Regions from separate parts of the Homo sapiens genome. Here region 2 is linked to region 1. The links are chromatin loops, found by intact Hi-C in ENCODE. Cell type or tissue: IMR-90. All regions are shown on one strand. Links, peaks and the distances in the headings refer to the core of each region. The heading gives the core; the rest is flanking DNA. Region 1 overlaps LOC124903236 (a long non-coding RNA gene). Region 2 has its middle 200 kb from the start of LINC00376.

Evidence for each region. Hi-C counts contacts between places; a loop is a spot of excess contacts. Peaks named below come from ENCODE experiments on the same cell type or tissue, not always from the same donor. Only the 100,000 strongest peaks of a DNase experiment are listed, where the experiment ranks them.
Region 2: it touches region 1 in a loop (2.6-fold over the local background); 2 of 110 quality-filtered maps call a loop at or near these places.

What each region holds. Positions count from the first base shown.
Region 1 is chr13:63,429,912-63,441,448 of GRCh38, reverse strand. All of the region lies in intron 1 of LOC124903236 (a long non-coding RNA gene), which reads right to left. Among named protein-coding and RNA genes, the nearest start is that of LINC00376, 110 kb to the right of the region's middle. In IMR-90, for the core only: no CTCF peak of the experiment used is centred there; DNase peaks (open chromatin) are centred at 5,608 and 7,408; H3K27ac peaks cover 1,634 bases.
Region 2 is chr13:63,119,809-63,131,345 of GRCh38, reverse strand. No RefSeq gene overlaps it. Among named protein-coding and RNA genes, the nearest start is that of LINC00376, 200 kb to the left of the region's middle. In IMR-90, for the core only: a CTCF peak has its summit at 6,284 (motif pointing left); a DNase peak (open chromatin) is centred at 6,255.

The DNA of each region.
Region 1 (11,537 bases), core at 2,510-7,509:
AGCAGCCTCAATTCTTGCCTCCTCAGAAGAAATAATTCCACTAAGGGGCATAAAGCAGAAAAAGAGACCAAGGCAAGTTTCAGAGCAGGAGTGGAAGTTGATAAAAAAGCTTTAGAGCAGGAAAGAAAGGAAAGTGCACTTGGAAGAGATCCAGGTGGGCAACTTGAAGAATAATTGTGGTGTTCAGCTGTGATCCTAGGACTTTATAGTGTGGCCCCTTTCCAGTGTCTTGAACCCCTTTCTCATGACTCTTTCCTTAGAGTGGGCTGCCTGCACATGCAGCGTCCTCCTTACACTTGGGATGTGAGCATGTCCAGTGTGTTTAGGAAGTTGTGCGCATGCCCATCTGAGGCTTTTTTTCTTTTTCTGGTGGAACCCAGTAAAGGGAAAAATATCCCTAGAAGGTCATACTCTGTTATTTTGTATCTTAATGGAGAAGTTGCATCTCCCTGGCATCTGCATTCAATTAACACTTTAATGTTAACAGCTGTGGACTATTAGGAGATTGTTTCTCCCTGGTGCTGGCTGCCAACTTATCACTTTTAGAGAGACAATGTGATAATTGCCAAGCCATCACCTGACAGTCCTAGTGGTGGGGGAGAGCCCTCTCCTGCCCCACTCATGCCTGTCTAATTACCTGTAACATCCCTAAAGGACACTGTTATGACTAAATATTTGTGTTCTCCCAGTATAGTGTCATTTGGAGGTGGGGATTTGGGAGGATGATTAATTCATGAAGATGGAGCCCTCATAAATGGTATTAGTGCCCTATTAAAAGAGACCCCAAGGTGGGGTGCAGTGGCTCACACCTGTAATCCTAGCACTTTGGGAGGCCGAGGCAGGTGGATCACCTGAGGTTGGGATTTCAAGACCAGCTTGACCAACATGGAGAAATCCCATCTCTACTAAAAATACAATAAATGTTAGCCAGGCATGGTGGTGCACACCTGTAATCCCAGCTACTAGGGAGACTGAGGCAGGAGAATCACTTGAACTCAGGAGGCAGAGGTTACGGTGAGCCGAGATCATGTCACTGCACCCCAGCCTGGGCAACAAGAGTGAAACTCTGTCTCAAAAAAAAAAAAAAAAAAAAATCTCGTCTTGGACTTCCAGCCTCCAAAATAGTGAGAAATAAATTTCTGATTTCTGTTTGTTTTGGATTTTTTTTTTTTTTTTTTTGAGACAGAGTCTTGCTCTGTCACCCAGGCTGGAGGGTGGTGGCATGATTTCAGCTCACTGCAACCTCTGTCTCCCGAGTTCAAACAATTCTCCTACATCAGCTGGGACTACTAGCGCATGCCACCACACATGGCTAATTTTTACATTTTTAGTAGAGACAGGGTTTCACCATGTTGGCCAGGCTGGTCTCAAACTCCTGACTTCAAGTGATCCACCCACCTCAGCCTCCCAAAGTGCTGTGATTACAGGTGTCAGCCACCATGCCCGACCAATTTCTGTTGTTTATAAGCCACAGACTTAATGATATTTTGTTATAGAAGCCTTAAATAACTAAGACAAGCACCACAACTCATGTTTGGTCACTGTCAATTCTAGGATGTCAGCAATACACTTTTGCTTTTCAGTGTGAATTGCATATCAGCACCTTTACAAATACGTATTCCTGTCTTTCAGGATTTGCTACTTTTGCTTTTGGGGCTCCGAAATCAGTACCCCAAAATCTGGCATTTTGACATGCTAAACTAGAGAAGCCTCAGGGTCTCCCTTAACCACTGACCATTCCCCCCGCCCCACTACCAGTCCCCACTGTCTCTCCTAAAGGAACTTAAGTTCCTTTATCTGCCTAAGATCCAAACCCACTAAGAACAATTGTTTTTTCCTTCCCTCTCTGTTATCACATTATCTATTGCAGAAAAAAAAGACAAGATTCACACCTTAGCAGAAACTTTTACTATCTCCAAAGATCATTTATATCCCATTGAAAACTATTTACAAGTTAATCTCTGTTCCTGAGTCCAATTATTCTCCCTAACAATAATTTATTGCCTCTCAATAGAATTCCTTTTCTGCCTCCTCCTATAACCTATTTTACCAGAATCCAAGCCCCCTTTCTTTTTGTAACCTCAGAATGATATATAAGTTTCTGTAACTCATTAGAAATTTGGTGTGGAGTCCTGATAAGTTCGCTAAGCAACAAGAGCAAGGGATCCCAGGTGTGGGGGGAACAATTGTTTCTTTGGAAAGACAGCTAATCACAGACAACGGCTGGCATGACATCCTGTTCCCAAATACCTCCTAGCCCCAGCAGCACCATCTTATCTGCACACCTTATCTGAAAGCAGCCCCTCCAGTACAACTCAGTATCAGGTCTTGCTGTTCCAACCCCTGCCTCTTTGTAAACAGCCTCTTTTGTGCTGTGCTGCCTGTTGCTTCCCTGCAGCATACTTTCTCTCTAATAAATCTGCCTTTCTTTCCCCACGTCTTCCTTGGAAAATTCTTTTGCCACCAGCAGCACTGTCCCCAGCCAGTGGCATCCGTGATAGTTGGGTCTTCATCCTGAAGGCACTTGTGTATACATGTTAAATAAAATTGTATACCTTTTCTCTCATGAATCAACCCTGCCAGAGATTTTTCAGTGAAACTTTAGGGGGTCGATGGTAATCGCCACTACATTGTCATGATTATATTACTATTACAATTCGTTATTCTACTATTTTAATAAGAAAATTTATTTTTTGGATTGTCATGTCTCCTAGGAAGTCAATATGGTCCTAGCTCTTTCAAGCACAGGCATGCTTCATTTTATTGTGCTTTACTTTATTGCGCTTTGCAGATGTTTTTTTAATTGAAGGTATGTGGCAGTCCTGTATTTAATAAGTCTATCAGCACCATTTTTCCAACAGCATGTGTTCGTTTTGTGTCCTTGTGTCATGTTTTGGTAATTCTCACAATATTTTAGACTTTTTCATTAATATTATATCAGTTATGATGGTCTGTGATCAGTGACCTTTGATGATGCTATTGTAATTGTTGTGGCATGCTATGAACTGCATTCATATAGGACAGAAAGCTTAATTGATAAATGTGTGTCTTCTGACTGTCCCACTAACTGGCCATTCCCCTATCTCTCTCCTTCTCCTCAGGCCCCTTTATTCTTTGAGGTACAACACTATTGAAATTGGGTCAGTTAATTACCCTACAATTGCTTCTAGTGTTCAAGTGAAAGAAAGAGTCTTATGTCTCTCATATTAAATCAAAATCTAGAAACGATTAAGCTTAGTGAGGAAGGGATGTCATCAAAAGACATGGCAGCCTGACAGCTAGGTCTTTTGAACCAATAGTTAGCCAAATTGTGAATACAAAGAAAAAGTTCTTAAAGAAAATAAAGTACTACTGCAATGAACTCACAAATAAGTAAGCAAAATAGACTTATTGCTGATATGGAGAAAGTTGTAGTAGTCTGGATAGAGGACCAAACCAGCCACAACATTCTAGAGCAAGGCCAGAACTCTCTTAAGCCAAAGTCTAATCTAGAGCAAGGCCAGAACTCTGTTCAATTCCATGAACACTGAGAGAGGTGAGGAAGCTGCAGAAGTTTGAAACAGATAGTTCAGGAGGTTCAGGAGAAGAAGCTATCTTCATAGCATAAAAATGATACAGTAAGTTGCTAGTCAGACATGAGCAGAGCAGAAGAGGGCTCCCCCAACCACAAACACACCAGGAATATCAGGCGACCAACAACTGATGGTCAGGCTATTGTTAACTGTCTCTCTAAAATAATAACTAGTCACAGCCAGCACCAGAGAAAGCCAGTACTCCAGCAAACAGAAACACCAGAAGCTGGTCATCAGCAGTTTGCCAGTAAGATGTCAGGAGTTGGGTGAGTGGGCTCACACATGCACACTAGGAGGCAAAATGGTGGCATTTAACTGGTATATGATCTCCTAGGGACATTCAGCTGGTAAGGGAAGGATGCCTGAAGTGAACAAGCATACAAATCCAGTAAACACACTGAGCATGCTCCTCTTCCAAGTGCCAGCAGGCCACTACCCATGTCGGCAGCCCACCCAAAGGGAAGAATCAGGGGAGAAAGAACACAAGACCCTGGAATCATGCCAACATATAAAACTCCAAGTCAAAAGGTCAAATCATGTACTTGTCTTTCAAGTTGCCCGCTTAGCCCTCTTCCAAGTGTACTTTCTTTTCATTCCTTATAGTTGTTTGTTTTATTCAAATAATTTGATAATTGTGCATTAAGATTTAATCAGTTTTTAAGACTGATATTTTCTTCTGTTTTCTACTGTTTTCTTCTGTTTCTACTAATTTTCAAAAAGAAAATTAGTTCTTGATAAGAGCTCAATGCCAAGTACACGTAATAGTGTTTTAATTAGTACCATGAGTAAGAAGGGCCCAATTGTCATAATGAATGCACAAATTTATGTTCTAGAGAAGGCCTCAGTATTCTTCCTGTAATCTGGACAGTTACTACAACTATTTTAGTAGAGCATATAAATCTAGCAATAATGTTCCTAATTTAAAATATTTATTTGTATTCAATTGAAAATTAATTCACTAAATTAATGAATAATGTTTATAATAATAACTGCTGTGATATGCCACGTACTCATGCTATAAAAGCAACAAAGACAGTCCCTTTTCTGAAAGAGCTTACAAACTGTGGGAAGAGATGGACAAGGAATTGTTATACAATGTGTAACAACATGAATACATAGATTAATACCTTGAGATACAGAAAGCACCCATTCCTTCAAGAATTGCAAAGTGTTTGCTATATCCAGAGCATAAGCAGAAAGAAAAAGAAAAGGAATGTGAGTTAAGTGTGGAATATACCTAGAGGTCAGCTTTAGTTTGGATTTTTCCTCAGGGCAATGATGCGAAATGGAAAGATTTTTAAATGTGAAGTGGCATCATCTCCATAGAGCCCTCCTGCCCAGTAGTTCCTTTCACAGCTCAGTAGACAGTGAATGCCTGTGGCATATGCATAGTGAGACTATTGTGCACTTTACAGAAGTCATTGCCGTTGTCACCCTGAAGAATTGCATCCTACCAGCTTCATGAATGCCAGAACCACTGTCTTTATTCTCAGGGATGCTACTGAAAAGTTCCTTCCTGGAGCCTTTAAGTAGATAGCTTTTTGTTAGTTCATTATCTTGAAACTGCCTTTGCCAAGATTATGATAGTGAGAGAATTTTAGCATAGCTGAATCAGTCTTGCTTCTAGCCTCAAAGGATGGCTGTCCTCACTATTTCCTGGACATAGGCCAAGCTAACCATGGGAGGATTTAGTTTGTAGTTTAACTTTGAAACAAGGATGATAACAGTCCCTCCCTAAAACTAACCTCTCCTTGCCCAGGGACCAAAACCTTGTAAAACTAATGAAAGGCTATGAGATTAGGATCATGGGAGGGGCCTGCCTTCTGGTGAAATGTAAACACAGTTCAGCCACTGTTCTGGAGGTCACAGGATTTGTATCTTTCCCAGTTGCTCCTATGGCTAACATCACTATTATAAAACGTAAGATTGATCTTTTGAGATGTTTTTCATGCTTTTACATCCTGGGGGCCAATTCCACCCAGAGTTGTGATTCATGACTCAAGTAGTCTTGTGGCTAAACCGAGAGGATGACTTGGCACATGAGGAGTGTTTTCCACACCCCTGTGACTTCATTCCAGCTAATCAGCAGCACCCCTTCCCTAGCCCCTTGCTCACCACATTAGCCATAAAAACACTAGCCTCTGAGTTCTTGGAGTGGCTGATTTGAGTAATAAACTGTTGCAATTCCATTTGGCTCTGTATTTATTAAGCTCTTTCTCAGCTGCAATACTTCTATTTCGGTAAATCAGCTCTATCTATGCAGCAAGCAAGAAGAACCCACCAGGCAATTACAATTTTTTTCTTTGGCATTAAGATTTAAATAACCCTATCCGCAGTGGAATATACCTTAATATATCCTAAGATTCATGGGCCAGTGGAGGATGCAAGGGATCCCCTATTCAATTTTTTGCTACTTCAGATTTTCTTAAGTAAGAAATATAAAAGTGCTAATGGAGATGGTAATCCCAAAGTGATACTGTGACTCCAGCCAGAACAGAGTTCACAATTCAAGGCCCAGAGACCAGAGCCTGATAAGATATTTATGCAATAAATATTTAATAAACAAAGATTCGCAACTACATTCATAGTGAAAAGCTGCCCCAGTGTAGAATCAAAATTTAGAGTTGGGGACGATGTTTTGAGAGTCAATCATCTATAGGCCAAAGGCTTGTCCTTTTATATTTTTTCTGAACAGAGTGAACCAATGAAAAATTATTCTTAATTAGAAAAGCCTATTTTAATTCTAAAAAGTTTTTATGAAAACTTACATATATTACCCAAATATATACATATATATTTAATTATTACCCAAATATATATAGATATATATTTAATATTCATCTACCCCAAAGCTGAGAGACCTTCCATGTCATACATGTGTGGACCACAGCATGTATTACTTTTTTGTTGTCATATATATATATATGTATAGATAGATAGTATACAGTTTCAGTTTTTATTTTGTTGCAGGGGGTTGATAAGGAGTCACTTCATTTAATGATAGAAGACTTATTTTATGATCTTCTTCTCTTTCTTACCTACCACAATAAAGTATTTGTGTCGTTTCTCTCTTGCTCTCCCTCTCATATATTTCTCAATGAATAAGCATGATACACCCTTTCAAAACACAAGCTATTAAATATCAATGTGTTTCTTTTTATTTTTCTTTTTTAAAAAACTTTTTGTATAGTGAGAACACTTAAATCTAGTCTTAGCAATTTTCAAGTATGCAATGTATTGTTATTAACTATAGTCATAGCGTGTTGTGTGATAGATCTCTTGAACTTACCGCTCCTGTCTAAGTGAAATTTTGTATCCTTTGACTACCATCTTCCCAATTCTGCTCCTTTTCCCTAGGGTATTTCTTAACTTTTAAAAAATAGGCTTTATTTTTTAGAGCAGTTTTAGATTCACAGCAAAATTGAGGGGATTGTACAGGGATTTCCTGTACATCCTCTGCCCCATACATACACAGACTCCCGAATTATCAACATACTCCACCAGAGTGGAACACTTGTGACAATTGATGAACCAATGTTCACACATCATTATCACCCAAAGTCCCTAGCTTACATTAAGGTTTATTCTTGGTGTTGTATGTTCTATAAGCTTGGACAAATATACAGTGAAACATGTCCATCATTATACTACTATATAGAGTAGTTTTAGTGCCCCGAAAATTCTCTGTGTCTGCCTGTTGATCTCTCTTTCCCATCCAACCCCCGACAATCACTGATTGTTTTACTGTGTATATAGTTTTGGCTTTTCCAGAAAGTCATAGATGGAATCATATAACATACATCCTTTTACAGACTGCTTCTTTCACTTAGTAATATGTACTTAAGCTTCCTCTGTGTATTTTCATAACCTTTCTGCATGACTAATATAAATTTTTTCCTGATCTCTTTTCCAGCATATTTGTATAGAGAACAGCCTTGAAAGATAGACACAGTACTTTCCTTCAGGGCAGGAAATAGATACAATCCTTCAATAGAACAATACATATATTATCTCTGTAGAATAATATTTGAACAAGTTTACTAGAAGCTTACTTATAAAATTAAGGGTTTCCTAAACTCAGGATCCCTTAGTTGTAACACAAACCCATTGTTTATGTGCAGCACCCATCTGGGCCACTCCACATTGCTCCTATGGGACTTGGGTCTTAAGGGAACTGATGCAGGCATACAGCTCATTCTGCCTCTCATAACATAACTAATAAAAGTATTTGACTCCAACACAGGAAGCTCAATTCTTCTGCCACCATCAATAACACAGTGGCAGGCAAGCTACTTAAGTTAAAAGTAAGCCATAATATCAGATATTTTATAGCTATTAACACTTTACTATATACAAAACTACACAGGAAAATAATATTAAATAACATGTTATGTATCATTATATAGGTGATATATAATTATATAAGTTGCACAGTTCATAAATGTACAGTTTGATAAATTTTGGCAAATATGCACCTGTCATATATAAGATATAGACAAGTCCATCACTTTAGAAATTTATTTTATTCTTTTTAATCAGCCCCTTCTGTGAGCCTTTCTAGTCAGTGATTCTTATTTCTATCCTTGCAAATTAGGTTGGCTTTTTCTTGAAGTTCATTTAAATTAAATCATTTTGTATGGGCTTTTTTTGTCTGCTTCTTTTTCTTAAAATAATTTTCCTGAGAGTAATTCATGAGGTGTAATTATATTTTGTTAGTTATTGGTGAGTATAATTTCACTGAAATGATATGTGATAATTTCTTACTCATTCTTCTGTTAGTAGACATTTGTATTGTTTCTAGTTTTTGTTTCTTTTGAATAAAACTGCATCAAATATTCTTGTATTCACCTCCGTATGGACATCTTTTCATATCTTTTAGTTAAATACTTGGGAGTGGAATGACTGCCTCATATAAAGTAATATAAAATAGAGATATATTGATCTTTTCTAGGAAGCTTTCAGCTAAATTCCAAAGTGGCTCTATCATTTCATACTCTACCGGCAAAGTATGAGAGTTCCAGTTACTCTTCCTCTCCAATATTTTGTCACTTTAATTATAACCTTCCTAGTGGATGTGAAGTTATATCTAATGGTAGTTTTAATTTGCATTTTCCTGATGAAAAACAATATTGAACAACTTTTCATGCATTTGTTGATTATTGGTACGTATGCCTTTGCAAAGTGTCTTCCAATATGTTGCCCATTAAAAAAAAAAACTGTATTAAGCTGGTTGCAGTGGCTCATGTCTGTAATCCCAGCACTTTGAGAGGCCCAGGTAGGTGGATCACTTGAGGCCAGGAGTTCGAGACCAGCCTGGCCAATATGGCAAAACCCCATCTCTACTAAAAATACAAAAAATTTTCCAGGTGTGGTGGCGTGTGCCTGTAATCCTGGTTACTCGGGATGCTGAGGCAGGAGAATTGCTTGAACCTGGGAGGCAGACGTTGCAGTGAGCCAAGATCACACCACTGCACTCCAGCCTGGGTGACAAGAGCAAAACCCCATCTCAACACACACACACACACACACACACACACATACACACACACACACAGTGTTATCTTCTTACTATTTATTTGTACAAATACATTACACATATTTTCCCACACACATATGTTTATGTAGAAATATATTAAAATATTTTCTCTCAATCTATAGCTTTCAATTTTATGTGCTCAATGGTGACTTCTAAGTCAGTTTTAATTTTTATGAAGTCTTATTTATCTTTTCTTTCCCTTTTTTTGTAAGTGCATCATGGGTAAGTGTTCAATAAAGTGTGAACTATTTATTTTATGATGTGAGGTATGGGCTAAAGTACACTGTTTATCTCACTTACATTGTTTTTCTTATCAGATATAAGGTTTTTTTGACATGTTTGTTGAAGACTTGGCATTTCTCAATAATTTGCATGGTTGCAATTTAACTGACCATATACATGTGTATCTTAACATAATTGCATGCCTGTAATTGTCCAAAATTTAAGATCAGTGGCGTTTTCTAGGCCAGTTGGTATTTATTTGGTATTTTTAATTGTGGTTAACATTTTGGTTCAAGTTTTACCTGCATTTAAGTGTAATGTTTATATAACAACTCTAAAGCCATTTCTACAGGGAGTAGTCAAGTTGTTCAAATAAAAATATTTGTTTTAGTCTAAAACATTTTGCTACATTTAATGCCTTGATTGTCTCAAAAATATACAGAGTATTTACTGAAAGAAATATTTAGACAGTTTTAAACAGCTGTCTACTGACAATTTTATCAAACATAACTCATTTCTGTATAAGAAATTAACATTAAAGTTCACATTTATTAGCTTACTAATTGCTGTAATTTCTATTTTGGATCAAATTTGCAAAGGTTCAAAGTGCTTTCCAATGTGAAATATACTATTTACATGTACATGTCACAGAGAAAAGCACATTGAAAATGTGAAGTAATAAGATTCTCTATATTGTATAAGATATATACAACAAATATAATAATTGCTAATAGAAATACAGTTTTTAGTCCTTTTAAAAATGACATGGAGCATTTTAGACTCATTTTAGTGCAGCATGGTAATGGTTTCCTGAATAAAAGATTTAGGGTAAAGATTTATTAAGTTTCATTTTATCAAATCATTAAATCCAAAACTTCCTGAAATGTTTTACCACATTCTAGGAATATAACTAATGCTAACCTATTAATGTATTGTTTAATATTTAAAATCCCTATAAATGATGTTATACATCTCTAATACCTAATTTCCAGGAGTTTTTAGGAACCCACAAAACACCACAGGAGATGAAAATAGACATGGAGACCAAATTTAACATTAATGAACTGTCTATGCTTATTAGACATTTTGGTAGAGTTCTTTCATGGTGTGCAAGCCAGCGAAAGTACAACTCTAATTGGTCTTAATTGAAGATGTGTAATTAATTCTTCCCATACTGTGCTAAAAATCCCAGTGTCTGTTCTTCCAACTGACCTCTTAATATGAAAATGAAAAATTGTGTTATAGTGAAAAGGTTTATTAAATTAAACTTTGAAATAGAAAATAACTTTTTTGAAAAAAGTTTTGGTTATATTATATTAATACATGACATAATTTTTTTTATAAAAGACTAACAATATATAAAGATACGTGTTGGGAGAATGATTATATGAACTCTGCTGACATAAATGTGTAGTTCTAAAAGGCATTTATTATAAGGGTATAGTATAGAACAACTTCTAAGTAAATAAAGCAAAATTGAAGCTTGAGCTTTTAAAAATGTATTAAAATAAACCTATATTAGTAGGAGTTTTGAAGTAATATAAATTATGTGATTGTTTGCCAGTTCTAAAGATATTAATAAGACATTAATTTGAATCCCCTATTCTGTAATTCTTTCAACAGGCTAAAACATTAATATTTATATTCCTGTCATAATGATATGACAGAATCTGCAAATGTAGAGAAAAAAGCATGATTATAGAAAAGAAAAATAAAAAGAAAGCATAACGTTGCAAACATGAAACTACTTTTATTTCAAACCTTTTTAAAAACATTTTCAATCAATAAGGGAGTTGATTATAATCAGATCTTGTTATACTGTAATTTAGCCATTGAGTCTAATGTGACAAGGGGTTGTTAAGAGGTATGTCTTGTACATTTTTAATTTGGGAAATAAAATTTTTGAAAGGTTGGCCAGGCATGGTGGCTCACGCCTATAATCCCAGCACTTTGGGAGGTTGAGGCGGGCAGATCACAAGGTCAGGAGATTGAGACCATCCTGGCTAACACGGTGAAACCCTATTTCTACTAAAAACACACACAAAAAATTGCCCGGGTGTGGTGGCAGGTGCCTGTAGTCCCAGCTACTGAGGAGGCTGAGGCAGGAGAATGGTGTGAACCTGGGAGGCAGAGCTTGTGGTGATCTGAGATCATGCCACTTCACTCTAGCCTGGGCAACAGAGTGAGACTCCTTTTTAAAAAAAAAA
Region 2 (11,537 bases), core at 3,480-8,479, 310 kb after region 1:
TATACACACCAGGAGAATGACTCCATTTAACAGATTGAGAATAACAAGTACCAACAAAGATGTGGATCAACTGGAACTCTCATATAATGTTCAAGGAAGTTGACTATAAAATTACTTTGAAAAACTCTGGACAATTTTTTTATACATTGAAAATAAACCTACCTTATGGCCAAGCAATTATACTATCTATTTTTTCTTGCTCAAAAAAACTGAAAGAATATCTACAAAAAGGCTCATAACAGCTTTATTCATAATAGAAAAAAAAACTGGGGTTGAAAGCAAATTTCCATGAAGAGAAGACGGGTGAACATATTATGCTGTATTCATGCAGTGGGGTATTACTCAGCAATCAAGAGAATAAATACTAATACTGAACATTATTATATGCAGCACAAGAAACCAGACACAAAAGAAGACACACTGTGTGATCCCATTAACATGAATTTGAATAACAGGCAACACTTCTCTGTGCTAACTGACTCCTATCTGTATTTGTTTCTGGGAGTTTGGTAGGGAATTAGCAGAAAAGAAGTCCAAGAGTACTCTCAGAGTTGATGGAAATAGTCCATAGGTTGATGAGAGAGTTAGTGATTATGTAGGTGTATATGTCAAAGTATATGTCGAAATTAATCATGCGGTACACCTGAATATATGCATTTTATTGCAAAGAAATTATACATATATTAAAATAAAATTTAGATAAACCAAAGAAGAAGTTTTAGGGGTGGGTAATTTATCAGAGACATTGTTTAGAATTGTGAGCACATGGTTATAATAAGGAGTAGAGCAACTTTTACTTGACTTTATTTTTTGTTTTGTTTTGTTTCAAAATTCTAGTCAATGTACTTTTTTTAAACCTGCTCCTCAGGTAGATCTTCCCCTCTCCACACTTCTGGATACACCACTGCCAACTCCCCACTTCTTTGAATAGTCAATAAAAACTTCACAATATTTCTCATCTCTGGTCTCATAGCCCCACAACAATTTGCCTCTTGTTACTATTTTGGGACACAATAGAGCCAAAGTGAAATGAAATTTACCCCTACCTCTAGGAGTGAGAACTATTCTTGTTTAGGAAAACTGGAGTGATTGCAGCAGCCATTACCATAGTGACAGGCCCAGAATGATTCAATCAGAACAAAGAATAAGATTTGTGTTGTAAAGAGTAGCCTCTATCTGTTTAGGGTAGAGTGGCCTACAGAAATGAGACCCAGAACTCCTCAGCCTTTTGTTACCATTCATCAAGAGAACCAAAGAAACATTGACTCAGACCCTAGTCCCATTTGTGATTATAGCCAGCCATACTTCTACAGCTTCAAAGTAGGTTGTAATAACTCTTTTTATTTCATCTGGGTTATGTTATATTTCTTGTAATTTACTAAACTAGGAGTCATAACTGCTACAAAGAGAAGTAACTCTGCCTTAACTGTATATTTCCAACAGTTTTATAGAATATACTTTAAAATGAATTGATTTAACCTAGGAGGATTTATATTTCATGAACTGAGTATTTTTAAAAGATAAATTTTATTTTCCTTTGAGTTCTGCACACCTTACTGAAATACTACCTTGTGGAAAGGTCATGTGTTTTAAATTTTGTGTCTGGTTCTGAAAAACACCATACCAAAAAACATTAGCTTTAGCTTTTCTTTCTTTCTTTTCTTTTCTTTTTTATTTTAATTAATTAATTTATGTTTTTGAGACAGAGTCTTGCTCTGCAGCCCAGGCTGGAGTGCAGTGGTACAATCTTGTCTCACTGCAACCTCTGCCTCCTGGGTTCAAGCGATTCTCCTGCCTCAGCCCCCTGAGTATCAGGGATTACAGGTGCCCACCATCACGCCCAGCTTATTTTTGTATTTTTAGTAGAAACAGGTTTTCGCAGTGTTGGCCAGGCTGTTCTCGAACTCCTGGCCTCAAGTGATCCTCCTGCCTCAGCCTCCCAAAGTGATGGGACTGCAGGCATAAGCCACCACACCCAGCCACCTTCAGCTTTCCTGCTATTTGAAGTTAATGAAACCTATTTAGCTATCTCTTTCTTACATTTCCATTTATTTAATTTTTATTTTTTTCATCATTTACAGCCAACTGCTCTGTATTTTTTCCTTGACCTGTGAACAACCTGGTGTGAGAATGATATCTTGATTTCACAATTAATTCTACAAGTATTTATTGTGAGGGTAGGTCACAAGCAATAATGATGAGTTTGCCCCTTATTCTACATGTGTTCTTGTCTCTGGACACTTAAACATAATTACAAATTTAACTGGGATATTTGTAGTTTCACCTTCAGCGAAAAGCTTTTGTGAGCTAAGAACTTCTAGCTTGCTGACATTTTCATTAAAAAGAAATGAACAACAACAAAGAAACCCTCTCAGCTTAAATGGAGACACAGTGACTCATCAACAATATTCTACATCAAGAGCCCATTAACATTTTTGGTTTTTGCCCACGGGACCCATTTGCTATTATGACTATGATGTATATTTTACATACTCTGAGAGTCCTAGAAAAATGATACATATCTGTATGTGGCCATGTGACTGTAAATACTGATTGAAACAGAGTTATTCAATAATTTTTTGGATATTTTCCTGATATGTTAACATTTTATAAAGAAAGACACATTTTCTATATTTATCAATATGTTTAATATAGGTACAAGTCCTGAACCTCAATTTGTTTATTTTCTTTATTTAACTCAAAATTAAATAAATTTTTGCGGACCTAAATCTGTAAGTCAATAATTGATTCAATTATTTGGGTACTTTAAGACAAAATCAAAAGTTCACATGGATAGATCTACATTTTTTATATAAAAAATATTAAAATCATATATATGTTCAAGGTAATTTTTGAAATGTTCGGAGGGTAAAATGGGCTAATATTATTAAATTAGAGAGTACGTGTTTTTTCCTTCTATTTTCACTTCTTATTTATACCTGTCACCACAGAGTTTCCATCCTACATTAAGCTTACCAGCTACATAACTACACTTCAGCCCAAAGCTCCATCATTCTAATTTTGTGACTTTCCCTTTCCGTACTTGGGTTACTGTGTACAACTGCAATCTTTGTAAATAAATGGGCACCTACTGCTGGATGTTTATATTTTTACTCAGCTATCTCATTCATTCTGCATAGTGATAATTCAAACCTTCAAAATTTTCGTCAATCATGTTCTTACCAAAATCAAATTATATTCAAAGTTGATTTCACCATTTATTTCTAAAAAATTATTAGATATTTTACTGAAGTTCACCATAGCTTCAAAACACTGGAATGAGCCAACATTATTCTCATGTTCTTTAAAGACTCTATGAAAGACCAATCAATCCAATTCTGTTTCATTCAAATTTCTTAATGCCACCTCACCATCCTCAGTAAGTTGTTTTTCCCCCTTTAAATATAGCATATACATATACATTCCATCTTTACTTGTTTTGTTTTCCTGTAACAGTTTAAATTTGCACATGACTTTCCCATCTTAAGCAAAAACAATATTATCTTCCTTTCAAAATTAAGATTCCTGATAAAATATCCATATTTTAATAATTCATAATCATCTCACTAAAATTTGTTCTACTAGATCTACTATGTTTCTTAAAACAACTTTTGCTAACATTACCAACGTTATTTGCTGCTAGGTTTAACAGAATTTCTTCAGTCCTACTCTTACTTAAAAATCTGGCATTAACCATTAACCAACTTGATCAAATCTGCATTTTTAGTAGACTCTTCCATTAGATATATACGTAATATTTCCTGAGTACTTTGTTTAAAGATGGTTTCTGTGATCTGAATATGTTCTCCAAAACTCATACGTTTAAACTTAATCATCAATGTGAAACAGGTGGGAACCTTTAGAAGGTGATTAAGTCATGAGTACAGAGACTTCATGAATGGGATTAGCATTTATAATGGAAATTCCTGGGAGCTGTCTCTCTCTTTCTTTGTCCCTTCTGCTCACTCTTTCACCATGAGAGGACATAACATCTTTCTCCTTTTTGTACTTTTATCATTTCCACCATGTGAGGACATCTAGACATTGTCGTCTATAAGGAACAGGCTTTTACCAGACACTGAACAGCCTGGTGCCTTGATCTTGGTCTTCCCAATGTACAGAACTGTGAGAAAATAAATTTCTACTCCTTATAAATTACCCAGTCTCAGGTATTTTGTTGTAGAAGCACAATGACAATGGTTTTATAATTTGAATTATATCTCCCCCAAAATATGTAGAATTCTTAACACCTAGAAACTGTGAACATAATTTATTTTAAAATAAGATCTTTGCAATTAATCAACTTGAGGTTGTTAGAATGGGTCCCAATCAAATAAGACAAGCGCCCTAATAAAAGGGGGGTGATTTAGACACAGACACAGACAAACACAGAGGTAAGACAATGGGAAGAAGGTTATGTTGATGCAGGATATTTCTCTGTTACTTTTGCCAGCTGGAGACACCTGGCTGGCAATGCCCTTGCCCTGCCTCGGCCTGTGGCCCTGGGACTGGCTCGGATCACACCGCCCTTTCTGTCACATGAGGCAGCTGCCCTCCCCACCTCCAAGAAGAATGAGAATATGCTGAAAATCTAAGAGTGAGGAAAGCAGAGAATAATTTTACTGAGCAATGGAACAGCTCTCACTGGAGAGAGGATGTGGGGGTAGTGCTTTTATGGGCTCAGAATTGGGGAATGTGTGCTGATTGGTTTGTGAATATGCAAAGAAAGGCTAAAGCAAAGGCACCACTCAAAAGTGGGCATGGCAGTGTAGAAAACCAAATAGGAAAGGGTAGGTATATGTAAAATAAGTGAAGGGTGGAGATCAATCAGAGGAAAGCACACCAAATGAAAAGACAGGTTTTCAATCCAGTCCACAGATCTGTAGCTTGGCTTTCAGGCTTTAAACTGTCTTCGGCTTGGAGGTGGGTTTCACCAAGGACCCACCCCTATCTGCCTAGGCATTCGTCTGCCTCCTGCCACTATCAATATTGCAAGGAAAGGAAAATGGCAAGGATTTCTGGCCACCACCAAAAGGTAGGAAAACATAAGGAAGGATCTATTCAAAGTCTCGATAGGACTATGGTCCTGCCAACCCTGATTTGAAACTTACAGTTTCCAGGCATGTAAGACGCAATTTTCTGTTGTTTTAAGATACCCAGTTTGTGGTCCTCTGTTAAGGCAGCTTTAGCAAATTAATATAGATGCTGCTTTTTTGTTATTTGCCCTTTTCTTTCTTCTATTCTTAGTCTTCATATTCCCCACATTACCTTATCAATTACAGTGGTTACAATTATCATCAATACCGGAAAAAATTTTACATGCCATTCAAGGCCTTTAATGATCTAAGTTTTTATTTTATGGTTCATTGCTTTTCACTTGTCCCTTATATGCTACATTCCAGTCATGCTTTTCTTTTGCATAGGGATTAAGACCATGGTATCTTATGTAAGAAACCAGCTCTAAAAGGTAGTTGTTTTGGTGAAAACTACCAAACTTTTTAAGCCTCAATTTCCAGACCTTCCAAGCTGAAGTTATAGAAACATTCAAGAATGCTACTTTCTAACTATGCTGTCACTTCTCTTACTTGTTTCTTTCTTTTATAGAACATACTATCAACTAGTGTTTTCTAATTCTGGGGGTTAGATGTATTGAAAAAAATTAAGTCTCTAAATGAAGGCAGAGAAAGTTTTTTATGTGACCACCATGCATTCTCTATTTGCTGATCCCTTCTTCATTTAGTCTTTTATAAAGGTCCAGATAAAAAGATTAATATGAGAAATAAAGTGCCAACACAAATGGAAATTATAAACTAGCTGATTATGTTGGTCACCAGCAATAATGTTTATATGGAAACATTCAAAATATGTTTGATCTAAGATTTAATGATTCCCAATAAATATTAGTAACTCAAAAATTGGTATATACCTATTTTGGTACATTTAACATATTTCTACCCAGACATAATTTAATATTGATAAATAAATATGTCAGTACAGTTTCTAATTTTGATTTATTTTTTCTCTTCATTGTTCAAAAACTGCATATTCTTTCTTGATATCTTTAAATTACTCAATTTTTTTGTGTTGGTGATATTTGTTGTTTGTTTTTGCTCTAGTATTTGCTCTCAGTATTGTTAGATTAATAATTAATCTTTGACGCCTATCACAGAGTTCAGGGATTTGAGTATTGAAAGATTTCTAGAATTTTTAGTTGAAGAGTTTATCAGTATATACATATAGGACAAAAATGTATTAGTAGAAATAATAAGGCTTACTGGTTCCACCTAGTGGCAATGTAAAGCAAGTTTAAAAGTAAAATTATTAGCATTACTAAAATGATATTAAATGATTTACATAAAGGCTTTTTAAAAGTTTACTTGGAAAACCTTTGAGTAAAAGTAGATATTCAATGCTATCCAACTAAATGTACTTACTCACTATGGGAATAACCCACTATGTTAATAACTCAAAAAAATAAATTTTGGATTTCTACAGCATTTTGTTTTCTGGTAAAATAAGTTATTTTCTTATTTTTGAAGAGCTGTCCAAGCAATACAGAACTAACTGAGTTATTATCTCCTAATAGTAAACTTTTTTGCTTATTTTTCTACTAATTAAGCATATGTTTTTCTCCACACCGCTATTAAATACCATTTATTCAGTGGCTGGAACTTTAATAGTCCTAAGGATATTTATAAAGCATCAGAAACAAAACCATATAAATTTAGAAGGTAACACGATAGTTCTTATAGACGCATTCATCTTTCATATGAGCTAACAAAACATTTTTAGGATATCTACCACAACCTCGACAATCTTCAGTGATTTCAACAACTAATCATTAGGGCTTTTATTAGCAAAAGCCTTGTACTTTTTACAAAACAATATTTAAGCAGATGAAATGTTGCTGCCATAATACAAAGCACTAAATTCAGTTTCCTTTAAAATGTATAATTGTTTATGGCATTCTATCCTAATTGTGTTTATTATCATGAAGTATGATGAAAGAATGATATATGAATAAATTATGTTTAACCAATGCAAATATCGGTGGAACACCTGCCATAGAAAATTATTTTTCTTTCTCTGCATCAATAGCACCTTCAAGTTTCTTATGCAAGCCATTTATGTCTTACAAGTAGCTTCATTTTTATTCTTTTTAATGTCTGCAAAAATTCAAACTGTACATAGCATTTTTATTATAGAAAAATATTTCTGGTTTAGTTATGACAAATTGAGTTTTATATAATATATGAAAGTATCTGATCTGTATACAAAACGTATTGCTGGGGGAAAATCACTTAATGCCAGATATAGTTAACTAAACTTTCAGATATTTTAAAAGGAGAAAATAAAAGGAAATTACAACAGAGTATTATTTTTAGATGGAAATAATATGCTATATTAGGCAAAAGAAATAAAATCCACAGTGTGTCAACTTTCAATCTTGCTTGTTTAATTAATTTTACATACAAAAGAAAATGACTTAAAAACCATTCAGTGGCAGCAAATTACTATTTTTACCTTTGCAGTTTGCTATGGATAAGTTTCCCACTTCCTTACATAGCTGTCACCACTGTGAAAAGTTAGTGTGGCTATTACTGAACACTAGAGGAGAAATAATTTGTGAAAAGAGCATTATCCTTACATTCTTGATAATGTTATATTGAATTACATTAAGTCATGAAGAATGCAAACAAAGACAGGTAATATGTTGTTCAGACTAATAAAAATACTAATCCAATATGCTTAATTCATATATTATCAATTGCTTATATTTCAATCTAAATGTATAAATGAAATTCATTTTTAAATCATATTGTGTAATCTTATTGATGACAAAGAATGCCCCAAAATCTTAAAACCATTGTTGTAAGTAAGGATTATGCAGCAAGGCTCATATCACAAATACCTATTACTCCTCCGGAGGGAGAAAAAAATTAAACTTGTGAGAGAACCTACGAAAAGTACCTAGACTTTCAATAATCATTAAGTCTTAGAGAAATTGAATATGTGAGTATACAGCAGTATACAACACACAGAATCCATGTATACTTTCATTTGGTAATCTGAAAACTGCCCCTGAAAAAGCTATTATCTGATGATACATGAACCACAAACCATAGATTCACCCAAGTACAAATAAAGTATGATAACATAGTACTTTGAAGATTAATTAATTGAGCATATTGACATTAGATTACACAAAGTAGAATGTGTTTTTATTCCAAGTTGTAATTTGTTAGATGCATGTTTCTGCCTCAAGGCATTTATACCTCTCTGTTCCTGTGCCTGAAAAAAAAAGTCTTTCCCCAAGAAACTCATTGGTCTTGCACCATGATGACCTTCAGGTCTTTACTCAAATGTATCACTCCAGTTAGACCTCCTTTGACTTCTGTATTTAAAATTACACTCTTTTTTTGAAGGTAAATTCAAAAGTGAATGAAAACCTTAGTCTCCCATCATGACCCCAGTATCCTTATCCATTTCGCTTCTTTATTTTTCTTCATAACATTTATGACCATCTGAAACACTGTAGATGTTTTTATATACACTTAATATATGGCTTGCCACCCTCACTGCTATGTAACCTCCATGAAAGGGAGAGATTTTTTTTCTTCGTATCCTGGATTTTTAGTGCATAGAACACTACTTAGAACACACATAGAAAATGGACTGCAGATTTATTTTGACAAATTAAGAGAATCATAAGATGAATAAATGATTAACCCAAATATGTACTGTTTAGAAGGTCACATTGAGGAGCTAGAGATGACCATTTGGATTACAAAGAAGGGCACCTTTCATACTGACTAGTGCTCAGTGAGGGTTACACACATATGTGTCTATGGTGAAACGTCATGTAGGGTTTCTCACAGAAAGTTTTCTTGCTTCTTTTTTCCTTCTTTTCCCTATTAAGTGTGGATGTTTTCCAAAGTCTGTACCTAGAATCTCTACATATTTTCTTTATACGTCACTTTGAAATCTCAGTTTCCACAACTTCAACAAACATCTGCAGGTAAAGTGATTCCAAATGTTAGTTATCAGATTTCTAGGCTGCAGATGTTTTAACAGTCATACACATACATGTGCATGCGTGTGCGCGCGCACGCGTGCACACACACACACTATTATATATTTTCCCACATTTTAAATTCATATATAATCACGCCTGTAATCCCAGGACTTTGGGGGGCCGAGATGGGCGGATCAAGAAGTCAGGAGGTCAAGACCATCCTGGCTAACACGGTGAAACCCTGTCTCTACTAAAAAGTACAAAAAATTAGCCGGGCGTGGTGGCACACTCCTGTAGTCCCAGCTACTCGGGAGGCTGAGGCAGGAGAATCACTTGAACTTGGGAGGTGGAGGTTGTAGTGAGCCATGATCGCGCCACTACAATCCAGCCTGGGTGACAAAGCGAGACTCCATCTCAAAAAAAAAAAAAAAAAAAAAAAAAAAAAAAAAAAAAAAAAAAAGAAAAAAAGAAAAGAAAAGAAATTTACCCTTTAAAGTACACATTTTAGTGAATTTCAGCATTTTTAGAACTTTTGGTTTATTCACAGATTGTGCAACCATCACCATTGTCTATTTTAGAATATTTTCACACCGAAAAGAAGTGTTTTACCTATTAGCATTTGTTCTCCATTCTCCCTTCTCTCAGCCCTTGGCTAATATTAGCTATTAGGAATAATGCTGCTATGAAGAGCCATATACAAATGTTAATATGAACTATATTTTCAGATGCTTTCAATGTTATTGGGTATATCATCCGTGCCAATATGTCTATTCAAATATTTTGCCTAACCTAAAAAATTCTGCAATTTGTTTTTATGATTGAGTTGTAAGATAATATTATATATTCTGGATACTAGAAGCTTGTCAGATATGATTTGACCCATTATGTGGATCATCTTCACACTTTTTTGATAGTGTCCTTTGAAACACAGAAGGGTTTTAATTTTGAATCCAATTTATCTTTTTTCTTTTGTTACTTGTGCTTTGGAGCCATATCTGAAAAACTATTTCTTAATCAAAGATCACAAAGATTTATAATTATTTTGTATTCTAAAAGTTTCATAGTTTCAGCTTGTATATTTAAGTCACCGATGGCATGAGGTAGGTTTCAAATTTATTCTTTTGCATAGGGATATCCAGTTGTACCAGTGTCATTTGTCAAAAAGGCTATTGGCACTACAATATCTTGCTTGTAAATCTAGCTATATTATTTTAAAAAGCAGCTTACAGCCATAAAAGTTATAGGCAATCGCCTCAAAAGAAAACACTCACATAGAGATATATCTTTATTGAGGCTGCCTCTGTCTTCACTATCATTCATGCTATTGGCTCTGGGATCTTAGAGAATAAAAAAGCCATTTGACTTTTCTATGTATTCATTGACTAAAAATTTTATGTTGAAAATCAAAGAGTATTTGATTCCTATAAAGTGTTGGGAAAAACTTGAACTTACTCTCTAATAAAGAAATAAAAATGTAAATATAATAATTCAAAATTTGAGAGAAAAGTTGTGGAAGGGTTTCTGATGCAGCAAGCTTGAACACAAAAAATTATATTATTTGATAATTTACCATTAATATATTGATTTAGGATATCCCTTAATAAACTAGAAAAAAGTATAACATAAAAATGAAATTATGAAAAAAAAATATTTTAAAAGTACAAAACATGAATACCTTTAAGATTTTTTTTCTTTCTTTCTCCCGCATTTGATATTAACAAGGATGCTGACAAAAGAAAGGGGAAAACAACCACTTTATAGCATAATTAATTAGAAATAGAATAAAATAAAATGAAGATTGACAAAAAGTCAAATTCTGTGAATATCCTCAGCTAATACATTTGATAACTTTAATGAAATTGAACATATGTTAAAAAAGTAAAAACAGCCAAATTTTAATCAATAAGAAATGGTAATTTGCACATGAAATATTGATGAAAGAAAGTTAGACAATTAAGCAAAGGAAACAAATAAACACAAAGCTAAATGGGTGAGTGCAGTTTCAGAAGTGAACTGCTGCTTTTTTTTCCAACAATTAGGAAGAACCATATAGATATTATCTGTTTTTTTCAAGGGCAAGGAAAAGACTTAAAATTGCAATTAGTTTTAAAATATAAAAGTAAACTGCCATACTAAATTCTGGCAAATACAATGTGAATAAGGAGAAATTCCAGGCACTTAGAGAAAAACAATAAAAATCTCAAATAAAATTTTGCTGAGTAATCCAAGTAAGATTCAATTTTAAAAAACATTGCAATATAATCCATTACATTAGCATATTAAATATATAATTATTTTGATGATTGCTCAGAATATTTGATAAAATTCAATTTCACTTCCTGCTTTTTTAAATTTTAAACAACACTGTCTATGTAATTTATTTTGTAGGTTGCTTTCAACGTTTACTCCATATATTCATATAAATTTATCAGAAATAAGATAGAGTCATTTGCAAACCATGATTTTAATAGTATTTTAAAATATTTTAATTTTTTATAACCTGTGGAAAGTAGTGGTCACA